Regions from separate parts of the Mus musculus genome. Here all the other regions are linked to region 3. The links are chromatin loops, found by intact Hi-C in ENCODE. Cell type or tissue: left cerebral cortex. All regions are shown on one strand. Each heading gives the region's core, and the rest is flanking DNA. Links, peaks and the distances in the headings are about the cores only.

The links. Peaks named below come from ENCODE experiments on the same cell type or tissue, not always from the same donor. Only the 100,000 strongest peaks of a DNase experiment are listed, where the experiment ranks them.
Region 1: it touches region 3 in a loop (2.1-fold over the local background); 12 of 42 quality-filtered maps call a loop at or near these places.
Region 2: it touches region 3 in a loop (2.1-fold over the local background); 8 of 42 quality-filtered maps call a loop at or near these places.

The regions. Positions count from the first base shown.
Region 1 is chr9:119,399,731-119,404,631 of GRCm38, reverse strand. It overlaps Acvr2b (activin receptor IIB), which reads right to left and starts at 2,454. Exons shown (of 11, transcript NM_001313757.1): 1 at 2,035-2,454. The coding sequence starts at 2,086. In left cerebral cortex, for the core only: CTCF peaks have their summits at 1,155, 1,438 and 2,688 (motif pointing left); DNase peaks (open chromatin) are centred at 1,806, 2,211, 2,634, 3,024 and 3 more places; H3K4me3 peaks cover 2,659 bases; H3K27ac peaks cover 2,324 bases.
Region 2 is chr9:119,105,422-119,110,322 of GRCm38, reverse strand. It overlaps Dlec1 (deleted in lung and esophageal cancer 1), which reads right to left. Exons shown (of 37, transcript NM_177117.5): 2 at 4,371-4,521; 3 at 112-222. Among named protein-coding and RNA genes, the nearest start is that of Dlec1, 5.4 kb to the right of the region's middle. In left cerebral cortex, for the core only: a CTCF peak has its summit at 2,593 (motif pointing left); a DNase peak (open chromatin) is centred at 2,537.
Region 3 is chr9:119,337,172-119,342,072 of GRCm38, reverse strand. It overlaps Myd88 (myeloid differentiation primary response gene 88), which reads left to right and starts at 2,055. Exons shown (of 6, transcript NM_010851.3): 1 at 2,055-2,441; 2 at 3,363-3,497; 3 at 3,887-4,067; 4 at 4,228-4,319; 5 at 4,563-4,738. The coding sequence starts at 2,114. The coding sequence ends at 4,717. Acaa1a (acetyl-Coenzyme A acyltransferase 1A) reads right to left here and starts at 779. Exons shown (of 12, transcript NM_130864.3): 1 at 388-779; 2 at 155-248. The coding sequence starts at 558. In left cerebral cortex, for the core only: a CTCF peak has its summit at 2,346; DNase peaks (open chromatin) are centred at 832, 2,029 and 2,307; H3K4me3 peaks cover 2,272 bases; H3K27ac peaks cover 2,099 bases.

The sequences.
Region 1 (4,901 bases), core at 245-4,244, 63 kb before region 3:
AGTCCTGCGGTATGAAAGCAGTCAGAAAACACTAAAGACACAGCTATTTCTTTCTTTTACTAACAGGGCTGTTGGGAATTTTTAAGTTGAATATATCTGTCGAGCCCATGTTCCCGCTGGCAGCACCAATATACAGATCTCTCCTTTTTACCACAGAGCTGAGTAATTCCGAATATCAAGCCAGAAACATGAAGGAAAGATCTCTGAAGCCAGAGGCACAGGAAGGCCAGCTCTACCCCAACCCTTCAAAGTTTTCCTCCAGTTCCTCAAAAGAGAAAGCAGCAGCCACCACAACACAGGTGACTCTATCCCCAAAGGCAGAACCACAGGTTGAGTCAGAACACGTGCCTCTGTGTTCCGTTATGCACTCCCCCAAACAGTGCAGCAAATGTGGTACCAGGGATCCACTCTCACTCTGCCCCTCCAAATGGGAAGTGACTGGTGAGGTCAAACTGGAACAAACAGGAGCAGTGATGTACATACAGACTTCTAGTCTGAGGCGAACGGTCCTGAGACAATGCTTTCAACAAACCTAAACTTAAAAGAGGCAAGGCACATACATGTCCAGGTGCAGAAATCCAGTAAGTCAAGAGCCGACTAGAGGTTGGTCCTATAACTTGGGGTCAGCCTGCTGCCGCCCTCCCCGGAGCAGACCACTGTTTTCCATCACTTCCAGGCTCTCATTCTTGGGGTGAAAAATCTCTGGAGCAACACTTCGGGGAGTGGCAGAAAGAAACAAAATGTTCACCCTGAGCACCGCGTTGCCTCTACCACTCCAGGACAGCACTGAAACCGCTTCCCAACAGTGGGCTCGGGTAGCAAAGAAGTTATCTCTGCCCTCTGGTTCGTACACTCATGCTCCACCGCACCCAGGCTCGTGCAAAAACTCTCGGGGTCGGAATTAACAGCTAACCCTCACTACCTTGTAATAGAAAAGATTGAAAGTGAGGATCCCTGTGAGGGGGTGCAATGACCATCTGGGATACCCACCCCCGCAGCTGCAAGGGGGATCCCAGCCCTTCCCTACACTCCGGGCCCCGCCCCTCGCGGGTTTCCCAGACTCCGCGCTGCTGCCACCTCGGGCCGCAGGGGACCCGAGCTGCATGTGTAATGGGGGTTGGGAACAAAGACGCGCAGGACCCAGAGCCCCAGCCACCGGGCACCAGCCGTCCTAATCTCCACGATCTTTTCTCTGGAGTCTTAATGCCCGACTGTCCACGTTTCCTGGAACTGCCCTAAGCCCGCCCCGGAGCTCCTACAAAGTTGAGCACGCTTCAGCACCATCGGGACACAGAAATCAGTGCCTAGGCTTTGGGGGAGAAAGCGCTTTCCCAACACAACTTCGTGCGTACACACCCACACCTTCTAGTCCCAAGCAGACGCGCACCAGCTATCCACAGCCCGCAGGCGGCTGCGAGCTGACCGCGGGTCACTCACGCCCGCCACGTGCCGGCCGAAGCGATCTGAGACCTGTTGGTTCGCCTCTTCAACCCTTCTCCACTCCCAGTTGCCCAAAACAAAAGCGGTCCCACGAGGGCGCATCTGCGGCCCGCTGCAAGAAAAGCGGGCGCAGGTAGGAGCCACTCGCATGAGGATCGCGACGCGGAGTGGCGGGACGGGATGCAGAGGACTCCGGGCGGGCTATGGAAAGCCGTCCGCTTCGCTTTGCGACACCTATGACTCTCAGGGGCGAGCAGCCCCAACCCAGCCGCCCCCAATTAGATGCCCACCCCGCTTGGCCGCCTTCCCCACGCTTAGGTTTTCCCCGCTCTATCCCTGGGGTCCGCACACCCGCGGAACCTGAACCCCGACCCTGACGCTCCAGGTTCCCCCATCACCTAGAACCTCTGCGAGCCAGAATCGCGCAGAGGAACCGCACGGGCGAGCTCGCCTCTAAGATCGCAAGCACCAGAGCGCCCCGCGCGACCCCGATCCCAGGCAGGTGGCGCGGCGCCGAGGCCGCGGGGCCGCCCTTTGTTGGTAAACACCGCGCGCCCCAGGTCCCTGCACCCCCACGACGCGCCCGGTCCTTACCGGCGCACAGCGATCCCCAGAGAAGGGCGAGGGCCGCCCAGGGCGCCGTCATGTTCCGCGGCGCCGCCCCGCGGACACCCGGAGCCCGCGGGCAGGGCCGCGCTGCGCTCCCGGGGCGCGCAGGGCCCGGCGGCGGCTGCGCTCTGCTTCCCGCTCCTTCTCTGGGTCTCGCTTCCAGGAGCGCGCGCTTCTGCGCTTCGGTTCCCAGGCAGTATGCGGAGATAGGGGCTCAGGGCCGCTGCGGGCGGCGCGCAGTGCGGCCCGGGCTATGGGGCGACGCGGGAGCCGGGGGGCGGCGGCGGGGCGCGGGCCAGGGCGCGCCCGACGCGGGCATGGCGCAACGGGGCTGGGCCCGGGCCCCGGGCGCAGGGGCCGAGTCCGGAGGGGCCATGAACGGGGGAGGGGTGGGGGAGGGGACCTGAACCGAGTCCAAAATGGCTCCTGAGCGGTGGCCACGGAGCCGAGCCAGCGGGGAAACCCGGATGTTGGATACAAAGAGGCGGGCGAGCTGGGCGGGGAGGGGGAGGGGAGGCGGGCCCTCCGGCCGCGTGGTCCGCGCCCCCCTTGGGGGCGGGGCCGGAGAGGAACAACAACACCGAGGCTCCGCCCCCCAGCCCGCGCCCTCTGGAGACAGCGCGCCTGCAGCACCAGACTCTAGGGCTAGGCGGGGCGCGCTCTCCGAGCTGGTGGGATTGGACTGCCCACAACTTGGCTGGTGCTTTCCTGCCCCGTGCTATGGAGCCCACGCTACGGGATGCACGCTCCTCTGGGACCCCTGAGTGAGTGGGTAGCTCCTGGTCCCCATAACCTAGGACCTCTGCCCTCCAGCTCCCATTTATGGGCTAATTAATTGGCAGGAAAACGCTGAAGTCTGAATTGACAGCAGTTCCTCACAACGCACGCACAGTTATCTCCAAGCAGAGGAGGACCCACAGAGCAGCTGCAGGTGGGAAAGAACTGTTGGCGACCTGCTTTCTGAAGGATCCTCAGCAATCCAGCATCCTTCATCTTACCTTCAGCACTCCTCCCACCTCTAAAGATCTGTTCAGAACATGCCTCTGTTCCTTTCACACACGCACACACACCAGATCCCTCCATTTCAGATGTTACACAATCAGAGTGTGAGAGCAATCGGCCTCCCAGCTACACTGGAAAAGCCAGTCACTACTCAGGGGAAAAAAATGCTATGGAATCCTCGGATAGTTACCTCCTGCCTCACCAAGAGCAGTGGGTCATAGGAGGAAGGACGCTCCCCCCCGCCGCCCCCCCCCCCCAGCCTGGGTCATTTCATTTGCTCGAGCCTCGGACTTCCCTTATGAAAATGACGGTGTTGAAGTCCTCCAGACTTGGGTAGAGTTTCTTTCTGCTACGGCTTTGGTGTTGAGGTAGGGATCCTCAGCTTCCCAAGAAGTCTGCACCTTGTCTGACAACCTTTGCTCTTAAATGTGGTCTTTTTCCTCTCCTTATGTAATCCTCAGGTGGCCTCGAGCTCGCAGTCCATCTGTGACTCTTCCTATTTTTCGTTCGTTTATTGATTGATTGTGTGTGTGCTCTCTTGCCTGTATCTATGTGCATCCAACATACAGTCATATGTTTCCATATGCCCCGTGCCACCAGCACCCTCCATCTCACATCTGGGCAGCTTTAACAGCAGAGGGCTGAGGGGCTCCTTAGATGTCACTAGGGTCCATTCACGTTGCTAAGTGTATCTTCTATTTCTTTTAAGATTTTTATTATATTTTACTTATTTATATGTGTGTTTGTATGTGTATGTGTGCATGCATGTGTGTGTGTGTGTGTGTGTGTGTGTGTGTGTGTGTGTTAAGGAGAGAAGCAGACAGACAGAGACAGAAGAGAGAGAGCATGAACACATTGAGGTTGGATGACAACTTGCAGTTGGTTCTGTCTTTCCACTCTGTAGGAGCTGGGAATCAAACTCAAATCCTAAGGATTGGCATCAGGTCCCAGTACTTGTGAGCCATCTCTATGGTACTAGCACCCTTTCTAAATGGTAACTGAGGTGACTTTTTAAAAGATGGGACTCTGGGGTTGGATGGCTCAGCGGTAAAAAGCACTTGCTCTTTTTGCAGAGAACCTGGATTTGGTTGGTTCCCAGGACCCAGACTGGACGATTCACAAGTGTCTGTAATTCCAACCTCAAGAACATTGACTTCCTCTCCTGATCTCCACAAACACCTCTGTGTGCATGCACATGCATGCACACGTGTGTGCACACATACACTTAAAAATAAAATTAGGCCGGGCGTGGTGGTGCACGCCTTTAATCCCAGCACTCGGGAGGTAGAGGCAGACGGATTTCTGAGTTCGAGGCCAGCCTGCTCTACAAAGTGAGCTCCAGGACAGCCAGGGCTATACAGAGAAACCCTGTCTCGAAAAAAACAACAACTAACTAACTAAATAAATAAATAAATAAAATTAGGCCAGGCGTGGTGGCACACGCCTTTAATCCCAGCACTCGGGAGGCAGAGGCAGGCAGATTTCTGAGTTCGAAACCAGCCTGGTCTACAAAGTGAGTTCCAGGACAGCCAGGGCTATACAGAGAAATCCTGTCTCAAAAAACAAAATAATAATAATAATAATAAAATTAGAAAGATGCTTATGGGCTGGAGAAATGGCTCAGTGGTTAAGAGCACTGACTGCTCTTCCAGAGGTCCTGAGTCCAATTCCTAGCAACCACGTGGTGGTTCACAGCCATCTGTAACGGGATCCGATGCCATCTTCTGGTGTGCCTGAGACAGCTAGTGTACTCATATAAATAAATACATCTTTAAAAAAAAAAAGAAAGGACTGTATCTTGGTTTTTTTTTTAGATGCTTATATTACATTATAGTAATTCTCCTTTATTT
Region 2 (4,901 bases), core at 245-4,244, 230 kb after region 3:
AACTAAGTAGCAGAAACTAAGTTGCAGCAGGAGTGGGTGAGCTGGGCTGCAAGGGGTGGGGGTGGGGGGGGAGGCATGCCCCGGAGCTCCACCAGAGTGAGGATAGATTACCTTTGGGTGCTGGGCAAAACGGCACGGGATCAGTGTAGTAATCCTCTGTAGAGATTAAGTGATGTTTTCGCATTAACTTGCTGTCTAGACACCACCTGAAGGCTGTCTTCACTGCGGAAGAGAAGGGGACAAAGGTAATTAAGGCAGACCCAGGGACCCATGCCTCCAGCTCCAAGGCTACACTTCCCAGGTGAATTCTTAGAGTCCTGTGGTGAAGGCTTAAGAAACCAATGATTTCTCAGCCCCTCAGTCGAAGCTGACAAGTGGGCCAAGCTGTGCGTGGCCTTAATGGGGTAAAGTGGTACCATATGTGGAGTCCGTGGTGGCATGAGATCAAGTGTGGTAGATGCAACGCAAGCCCCAGTTCTTCGCCCTCTGTGTACATCTGTCCCTCCCAATGCCACTAGCAACAGGGTAACTGCTAGCCCTGAGTGTTTCCAGGTTCCAGGCATCTTATTAAAAGAACTGGAAAGCACAGGCAAACAGCAAAGCTGCAAGGACAGAGAGACACAGGGACGGGGCGCCCCACACTGTAAGGGCTCCCTGATTTAGAGCACCCAAGGGCCTTGCCTATTGTTTAGGGCTTCTTTTGTGGAGTCCAGGAGGAGGAGTTGGTGGCCAGGGGGTGACCTGTGAGTGGGTCTCGGTTTCCGTTGATAGATGTGGATTATACAAGCCTTCCTTTCTTGTCCATGTCCTTTCCCATGATGCATCTGATTTTAAACATCTGTGTGCCTAATTATGCTTATGAATAAGATGATCCATAGGAAATTTTCTGTAAAATTTCACTTAGAGGACAGTTTCCCTTAACCATACATGGACCTTGAAATTGGCTCAGGCTCCCTCTAGTTTTTGGACATGTTCCAAGACATATATGGCAACAGGGAATTATTGTTGGGGGTGGGGTGGTGGTATTCATTGCATTGTTTGGAGTGGGGTGTACATGTAGCTTGATGCAGGTGTGTGGGGGTGTCTCAGGTTGTTCACTGTTAGGAAGGCAGCCTGTGTTTTGTCTCAGGCCAGGCAAGCGTTCTGAGTTGCTAGGCAGTCCCTATGACTCTTGCAGCAATACAGTGTCACTCTTTGCCTTTCACTTTGGCCAAATCATGGTGGCAAGGGTTTGAGATGTGCTGGTATGGTGAACTCTGGACATCAGCAGAGAAGAACTTCCTTGTCTCTTCATCTCAGACACCAGCATAAAAGCCACATGGAGAATAGCTGAGCCTGATCTATAGCAAGCAATAACCATAGCTTCACCCAACTCACATCGACCTAATGACACACCAGAGAAAGCCACTTATACTGTTGAGTGGAAGTTGATGTTTGCAATTGATGACCCCAAAAAAAGATAGTAAACACACACACATTATAATATATAATATGTAATATATAATATGTAACATGCAACACATGATATATTTTATAATATATCATATCATGTTGTATAACATACAATATAATTAATATATACTATATACGGTTTATAACACTATTGTCTAGAAACACCAACTAGAAATGGGTACCTTTGGCAAGTGACATAATGGAGGTGTGATCTTATTCTGGCAGATGTGAGGAGGATGGTTTTGTTAAAACAGACTTTCGCTGCATTTTAATTACATGTGTTTGTTTTTTTAGTGCGTGTCTGTGGGGGGCCTGTAGGTGCCACGGTGCATGTGTGGAGGTCAGAGGACAACTTGCAGGAGTCAGTTGGCCTCCTATCAGCGGGTCCTGAGGTTTGAACTCTGTCTGCCAGGCATTACACACTGAGCCATCTGCTAGCTTTGGACTCTGGAGTAGTTAAAAACTTGCACACAAACTGAGAAGGCCTGAGTTTCCATGTCCCTCTGCCCCTGTGCGTGTGTAGCTTTATCTGTTACTGTCGTCTTCCCAAGAACAGCACGCTTGTTGCCAACAGTGAGCCTCCGCTGACATGCCACCACCACGCAAAGCCCACGTTTTAAGAGAGAATGCACCCGTCGTGTTACAGTCTGTGTTTACACAAATCTATAATGCTATGTATGGGGGGAGTCTTCTTGTGCTGTGTTAGAAGTTCCTCTAGGGACCAGGATGCAGCCCAGTTGGTAGAGTAGCTGCCTGGCATGCATAAAGCCCTGGGGTCGATTCCCAGCATCCGGCGATAAAGGTGACAAAGTGAGCAATATTATCTGCCCTCATGGGTGCTGACAAGGATCAGGAGATTTGGCCTACAGTTAACAATCAGAGCTTGAAGCAGAAACTGCTCTGGGCATGGCAAACAGGAGGGCGTTGAGTACAAAGTATCCAAGGGCTGAAGAGGGAAAGGCCAGGGAACCTCCATGAACAATAGCAGTTGGCATCCCTGAAAGCAGTACGTCATCTGAAGGCAGCTCCAAAATAGCCTGGCTGGAGAGATGGCAGGGCTAAGGGAGCTTGCTGTTCCTGCACATGTCTGGTGACTCACAAACTGCCTAGGACTCCAGCTGCTGGGGCTCTGCCACCCTCTTCTGGCCTCTGTGGGTAACTACATTCATGTGCATAGACCCATCTAGATACACATGTATAGATAACTAAAATTCAATCGGTCAATCAGTGGACAAAAATCCTGATAGCCAGTAAATAACCCACAAGTTACTTCTTGGGCCTCATGGTCTCTTCTTCCGGAACTCCCTGGGGTCCTTTCCTGATGGATCCTGGAACTACAGAAGGTGCGATTTTGGAAGTGATGGCCCCGACCCCTCCTTTGGTAAGGAAGACTTGGGTGGAATGGATACCATCCAGCCTAGTTTCAGGAGGTTTAATGATGACCACATGTCAGGAGGAAGGAAGGACAGTCCTCCTTTCAAACTTTCTTCTCCGTCCTCCCAGGGTGCGGGGGTCATGGTGGGTTTTGGCCTTTGTTTTTCAAGCTGGCGTAGAAACTAATGGACTCCTATATAATATTTTACACACATATCATTGCACATCTTCAAGGCAGCTTTAAAAAAGATTTTTAAGAGAGTGTGTATACATGTGTGTGTATATGTGTATGTATGTGTATGCAGCTGTGTGTTTGTTTGTATACATGTATGTGCATGTGCGTACATGTATGCACATGTGCATGTGTGTTCACATATGTGTGTATGTGTATGCATGTGAGTGCATGCCTTGATGGGGTAGGTAGGGAGAGCAATGCTGACAAAGGCCAGAGGTAGAGTTATCCGTGGTTATGAGCTTGGAATTGAACTCAGGTCCTCTGCAAAAGTGGGCCATGCTCTTCCACTGAGCCTTCTCTCTAGCCCTCACCAAGTCAGTTTCTCTAGCACATCTTGGAAGAGTCTCTTTCCATACCCGACCTGGACCTGTAAAAGCCTTGCCCTCATGATGGTCTTCCTCCTTCTGGGATGGAAGGCCTCACTGACCCTATGGCTACCGAGCACAGCTCTGCGAGGAGCTGCTTGCTTGTTCCAATCCGCAGAAGCCAGTGTAGAGCAGTGGCCAGCAAGAGCAAGAATGAGCACACAAGCCGTCCACCCATATGGAGCAGTGAAAGGTTCCTCACCTTGTGACAGGGAGAGGCGCTCTGTGCCTGGGATAAAAAAAGGCAGCTGGCTGTCTCCATCATTGGTTCTGTACATGGGAAATGTGCCCTGGGGTTGCCTGGCCTGCCCTGAGTTGCAGGGACCAGATGGATGTCTGTAAAGATGATCTGGGGTTTTTTTTTCCCCTCTACCACGTTTGAATATAAAAGAAAGAGGGCTGGAGAGATGGCTCAGCGGTTAAGAGCACTGACTGCTCTTCCAGAGGTCCTGAGTCCAATTCCCAGCAACCACACGGTGGGCTCACAACCATCTGTAATGGGATCTGATACCCTCTTCTGGTGTGTCTGAAGACAGCTACAGTGTATTCATATACCTAAAATAAATAAATAATTCTTTGAAAAAGCACTTGCAAGATGGAGACAGGCAAATTCCTGGGGCTCACTGGCCGGCCAGCCCAGCCTACCTGGCAAGTTTGACAGGAAAGGTCAGAGGAGAGGAAGCTATGGTTTGGCTGCTGGAACCTAAATGAGATCTCTGGGTCAGGGACCGATGTTGCACCATGGCTTAGAGAGTCACATGCTGGCCGTGTGGGACCATGCACACTGAAGTGCTTTGTACTGGTTGGGCTGTCAGGTCTGCAATTTTCTCTGCCGATGTTCAGAACAGAACAGTGGCGTGAATATAGTACAATACCAACAGCTGCAGAGGTGGAGGTAGGCTGGTAGACAGACAGACAGACAGACAGACACACTTCACACCTACCTGGGGGCAGTTTGACAGGGGTCTCCACAACCTGTAGTCTGCTCTGTTTGGTGGTGTGTTCTGTTTCTGCAATATCCCGTGCACGGGCCTGCATGATATGTCTCTCCAACATGGCGGCTTCATCCAGACGCTGTTTATAGATGGCTCGCGCCTGCGAATGGGCATTCAAAAATGCATGGAAATCTGACAAGATCCTACATTTTGTCTCTACCCTGTGCCTCTCCACATCAGGGCTTTCAGCCAAGCACAGCTAGCTACACAACTATCAAAACCCTCTGGTCCAACCCACCAGACTGAACTCTGAGGTCACGGGAAGGGACTGGCAGTCCCACAAGTGTGCTCAGTAAGAGCCAAGCTCGGTCCTCTCCCTCTCGGTTACACAGTCAAGAGAGCTGCTGCCCACACTGGGAAATGCAAACCCATTTGGGTACAACAGAGTAAGGCTACCCAGATCTTGATTCAGGCAAGGCCCGGTCTAAGTCCATTAAACATAGCCAGTGGGCAGCCTCCAGCTGGCAGCCTCTATTCAAG
Region 3 (4,901 bases), core at 415-4,414:
CTTAGGCGAACCCTGTAAAAGGGTCCTTCAACCATCCCACTTAAATCGGTGGAGTCTGTAGTCTTGCTCAGTGAAACCCAGGTTCTCGGAGAGAAAGTGAAGCTTCGGGAGGAGGGCGGGGGAGGGCCGGTGCAGGACCCGCAGGGGAGCTCACCCACGGAGATGTCTCCCAGCTGCTCAGGCTTTAGCCTCACGTCCTGGAGAACCGCGGTCAACACGGCCGACAGAAGCTCGTCGGGGGTGGTGTTCTGCAGGGCGAGGCGCAGCAGCGGTGAGCCCAGCTCCCGCATCCCCGCCCGGGGACTCTGCGGTCACCGGACCCCCGACGGCAGAATTCCATCCGCGCTGGCCGCCTTCTGCTCCCCTCGCCCGCCCGAGGGGCCTCACCTTGAAGCCTCCACGGCTGGCGCGGCCGATGGGGGTGCGCCGTCCGTGCACCACCACCACGTCGGAGGCCGAGGCCTGCGGGAACCTAGCGGAGCAGGGCGCAGCTTGCAGCGCGGAGCTCGACTCGGGCCGGCCGGCCAGGTGGCCCAGCACTACCTGCAGCCGATGCATCGCGGAGGTGGGTCCTACCTACTCGTTTAGGTTCTGGGTGCAGAGCTTTAGGAACAGGAATGATGGCAGGCGCAGGCGCAGGCGCAGGCGCGGGCGCAGGCGCAGGACAGCCTTCTACGTCGCAAGGCCTGAAAGGGGATCACAACCCCGGTAGAATGATACTGCGAGAGGTAGGATGGGGTCTTTAGAGGGCCTGCCCACTCCTAGGTACAACCAATTAGATTAAGGGGAGTCTGATTGAGGGCCGCCCACTCACCCCTTGCCCCAGAGTCCCGCCCAACGCCCGTCCTAAGACGCTTTCTCTCCACTCAAAGCCCCGCCCGCCAATCCTACGGAAGCCAATCGTAATGCGCACTCTTAATCCTCCTTGAAAGGCAGACTGGAAACTTCCAAGTTTGCACAACCTTTTGTAGACATTGGGGAAGGAGGTTTCCCAAACTTCTGGTTTCCTAGGATGAACTCAGCCTCAAGGGAGTCCCTCCCCTTGAGCTCAGCGCGCAGCCGCGTAGAAGGCGGAGCCCGGCCCATGGCTTCTCTGCTGAGCTAGCCCGAGAAGACCCTTGTCTCCCATCAAAATTTGCTGTGCTCAGCCCCGGGTCCCAAAACCGAGAACTGAGGACCTAGAAAATGTTGAGGCACCTAGTTAAGCCCCAACCGGGTTGGCTGTCACAGAAGCTCTCTCAGAAAACAAAGTAATTTTGGGTTCCGGGCTGGTGTGAAGAACCGATTAAGGTGCTGAACGGCAGGCAGGTTCTAACTGTAACGTGCCCCACTCGTCTTAAGCCTGTTGATCTACGTTTGTTTGGGATAGTGCCATTAGTGCCCACATTCCCCTAGGAATTCTACTAAACCCGGGGATGGGGGTGGAGGGTGGAGGGAGACCCAGTATTGGAGATTGACACCTAAATAGATTAACCAAGTGAATTAACGAAAAAATCTTCCTTGGGTCTAGACCCAACGTTAAAGAGTAAGGTGGTAGGTTCCGCGTGTTTTTTGCAGACCCCGGGAAGGTAGTGCTGTTTGTCTCAGAAAACAAAGGACAAGATACCCTAAATGCCAATTTATGGGCAAGGTCGTGGGCTTTCCCCTTTAAAAAGCAGAGTCACAAGTGACATCAGATAGCTAAAGGTAGACTGAGCCTTCGGGTTACTACTTCCGAAGCCAGTCTGTCTCTTCCCTCCCTACTACCAGAATATAAATTACTGTACAGAAGGGCTGTAACTCCTTCAAGTCCTAAACAAGGCTGATTGAGCTAACCATGCATAATAACCACTACCAGATCGCCTAGTCCATCCACCTTGATCGGTGGGCCAAGGCAGATGCCAGAGGCGGTTTATATAAATTCTCACACCTTCGAGGGGAGGTGAGCAAACGTTAGAAGCACAAGTGGGTTGACTTTTAGGCTGGGTAGTTCTGGCCCCGTAGTCTAGATTCTAGCAAAGGGCGGAGCTTCTCGGAAAGCGAAAGAAGGAGGGGCTGGCAGGAGACTTAAGGGAAGTAGGAAACTCCACAGGCGAGCGTACTGGACGGCACCGGGGGCCCAGGGTTGCCTGCCATGTCTGCGGGAGACCCCCGCGTGGGATCCGGGTCCCTGGACTCCTTCATGTTCTCCATACCCTTGGTCGCGCTTAACGTGGGAGTGAGGCGCCGCCTATCGCTGTTCTTGAACCCTCGGACGCCCGTGGCGGCCGACTGGACCTTGCTGGCGGAGGAGATGGGCTTCGAGTACTTGGAGATCCGAGAGCTGGAAACGCGCCCTGACCCCACTCGCAGTTTGTTGGATGCCTGGCAGGGGCGCTCTGGCGCGTCTGTCGGCAGGCTGCTAGAGCTGCTGGCCTTGTTAGACCGTGAGGATATACTGAAGGAGCTGAAGTCGCGCATCGGTGAGGAAACGTGCTTCCTGGCTTTGTGCCAAGGATCAACGAGGCTAGCCTTGGCATATTAATCTTGTTCATTTTTTTCTGGGGTGCGCTAGGGAGGAAGAGAGTGACAGTCGAATTTTCTGTCAGTATGCAGGTCAGCGTAGGGATTGGGAGAGGGGTCAAAAACCCTGAGGAAAGATGGAAAGAGCCTAGGCAAAGACCTTCAGTTGTACCAAGAGTCAAGATCTGCTTTTCTCGCGGTATCTCAGTTGTGTCAGGATCAACCGGACAAGTGAGGACCCCTTCCATCACTCACTGGCACTCAGCACAACACCCCCGCCCCGCCCACAGTGAGGTACACCTTGCTAGATGGGGGTCACCATTCTCATTGAGCACTAACTGGGTGCCTGAGCCCTTCTGACATTCAATCCTCTGCTCCGATTGCTCTGTGCCCTGCTAGATGCCCAGTTTGGCTCCATTCTCTAGAGCCTTAGAAAGGGAAGGCAGGAGGAAGGCTCAGAGAAGCAGGCTGACTTTGGAGTCCTCTCAGATGCTCATTTTGGGAGAGTCCAAAAGGAAGTGTTAGTTTGTAGAGCCATCCATGGTACCAGTGGCTGGGGAAGGCTCGGCCCAAGTAGGCCCTTTTTAAATTTTTTTTTTAACATTTATTTATTATTATACATAAGTACACTGTAGCTGCCTGCAGACACACCAGAAAAGGGCGTCAGATCTCATTATGGGTGGTTGTGGGATTTGAACTCAGGACCTTCGGAAGAGCAGTCAGTGCTCTTACCGGCTGAGCCATCTCGCCAGCCCCAAGTAGGCTCTTTAAACTAATTCAGGATTTTGAGTGTGTGTACAGCAGCAACCTGGGGCATGGGGGGCGGGGGTGTCGGGGATGGGGTGGGAGGAGGAGCCTCTACACCCTTCTCTTCTCCACAGAGGAGGACTGCCAGAAATACTTAGGTAAGCAGCAGAACCAGGAGTCCGAGAAGCCTTTACAGGTGGCCAGAGTGGAAAGCAGTGTCCCACAAACAAAGGAACTGGGAGGCATCACCACCCTTGATGACCCCCTAGGTAAGGGCCCAGTACTGTGCCCCTAGGTAGAATAGGTGGGCCACAGCCTCAAACATGTGACCTGCAGAGGGCATGGATACCGGAAGCAGATGGATGGACCTGGGACCTTGGGCAAGCTGCTCATTCTGAGCCTTGGTTTCCCCATCTAAGAAATGGGAATAATGGCAGTCCTCTCCCAGAGTGGTTCTGAGACTTTAATGGCATGCCTCCATCATAGTTAACCGGGATTTCATCTGGGAGGAAGTTATCTGTTCACTGGTAGAGAGGGCATGTATATGACATTGCTTTGATATGGATACAGGCCCAGGTTCCCTTGATGGAAGACTCCAGGTTGGGCTCCTTCCAGCCTTCTGCAGAGGCTGATTGATTCCCTTGTCCCCTGTCCTCAGGACAAACGCCGGAACTTTTCGATGCCTTTATCTGCTACTGCCCCAACGATATCGAGTTTGTGCAGGAGATGATCCGGCAACTAGAACAGACAGACTATCGGCTTAAGTTGTGTGTGTCCGACCGTGACGTCCTGCCGGGCACCTGTGTCTGGTCCATTGCCAGCGAGCTAATTGAGAAAAGGTTGGTTAAACATCTAAGAGGGTAGGTGGGTGAATGCATGAAACCCAGAGGTCCAGATGCAAGGACTGTCCTGCTAGCTGGGCTCTGTCCCGCCTGGGTAATGTAGTCCTTCCTGACCCCATCCTCTGAAGGAAGTCACCGCAGTGCCACTCTCCCTCAGGTGTCGCCGCATGGTGGTGGTTGTTTCTGACGATTATCTACAGAGCAAGGAATGTGACTTCCAGACCAAGTTTGCACTCAGCCTGTCTCCAGGTAAGCTTAGGCCTGCTTTGGTCAAAGAGAGAGTAGAGATATAGCCTTAGGATGATAGTCCAGGAATGCAAAACCAAAGCACTACAGATCTCTGAGGACGGACCTGTGTACTTCCTTATGTAGTGGATATGTATCATGGATACCTGGTTGGTGGAGAGCTGGTGTTAGCCCGTGCTTTAGGGACTGAGCCTGTCCCACCCTAGGGCCCCACGTGGTCCTAATACCACACCCTTTGGCCTTCAGGTGTCCAACAGAAGCGACTGATTCCTATTAAATACAAGGCGATGAAGAAGGACTTTCCCAGTATCCTGCGGTTCATCACTATATGCGACTATACCAACCCTTGCACCAAGTCCTGGTTCTGGACCCGCCTTGCCAAGGCTTTGTCCCTGCCCTGAAGATGACCCTGGGAGCCCTAGGTATGTCAGTCTGTCTGTGTTCTTCCGCTTGCCTCCTTTGACACTGTAGTGGGGAGCTTGTGGTCCGTCTATCCCTAGACATCTACAGTAGCCAGATGTCATCTCTCAAGTCCTTACGGAACCAGTGACTGCAAGTGACATTATGACTTGCCGGGTTGCCAGC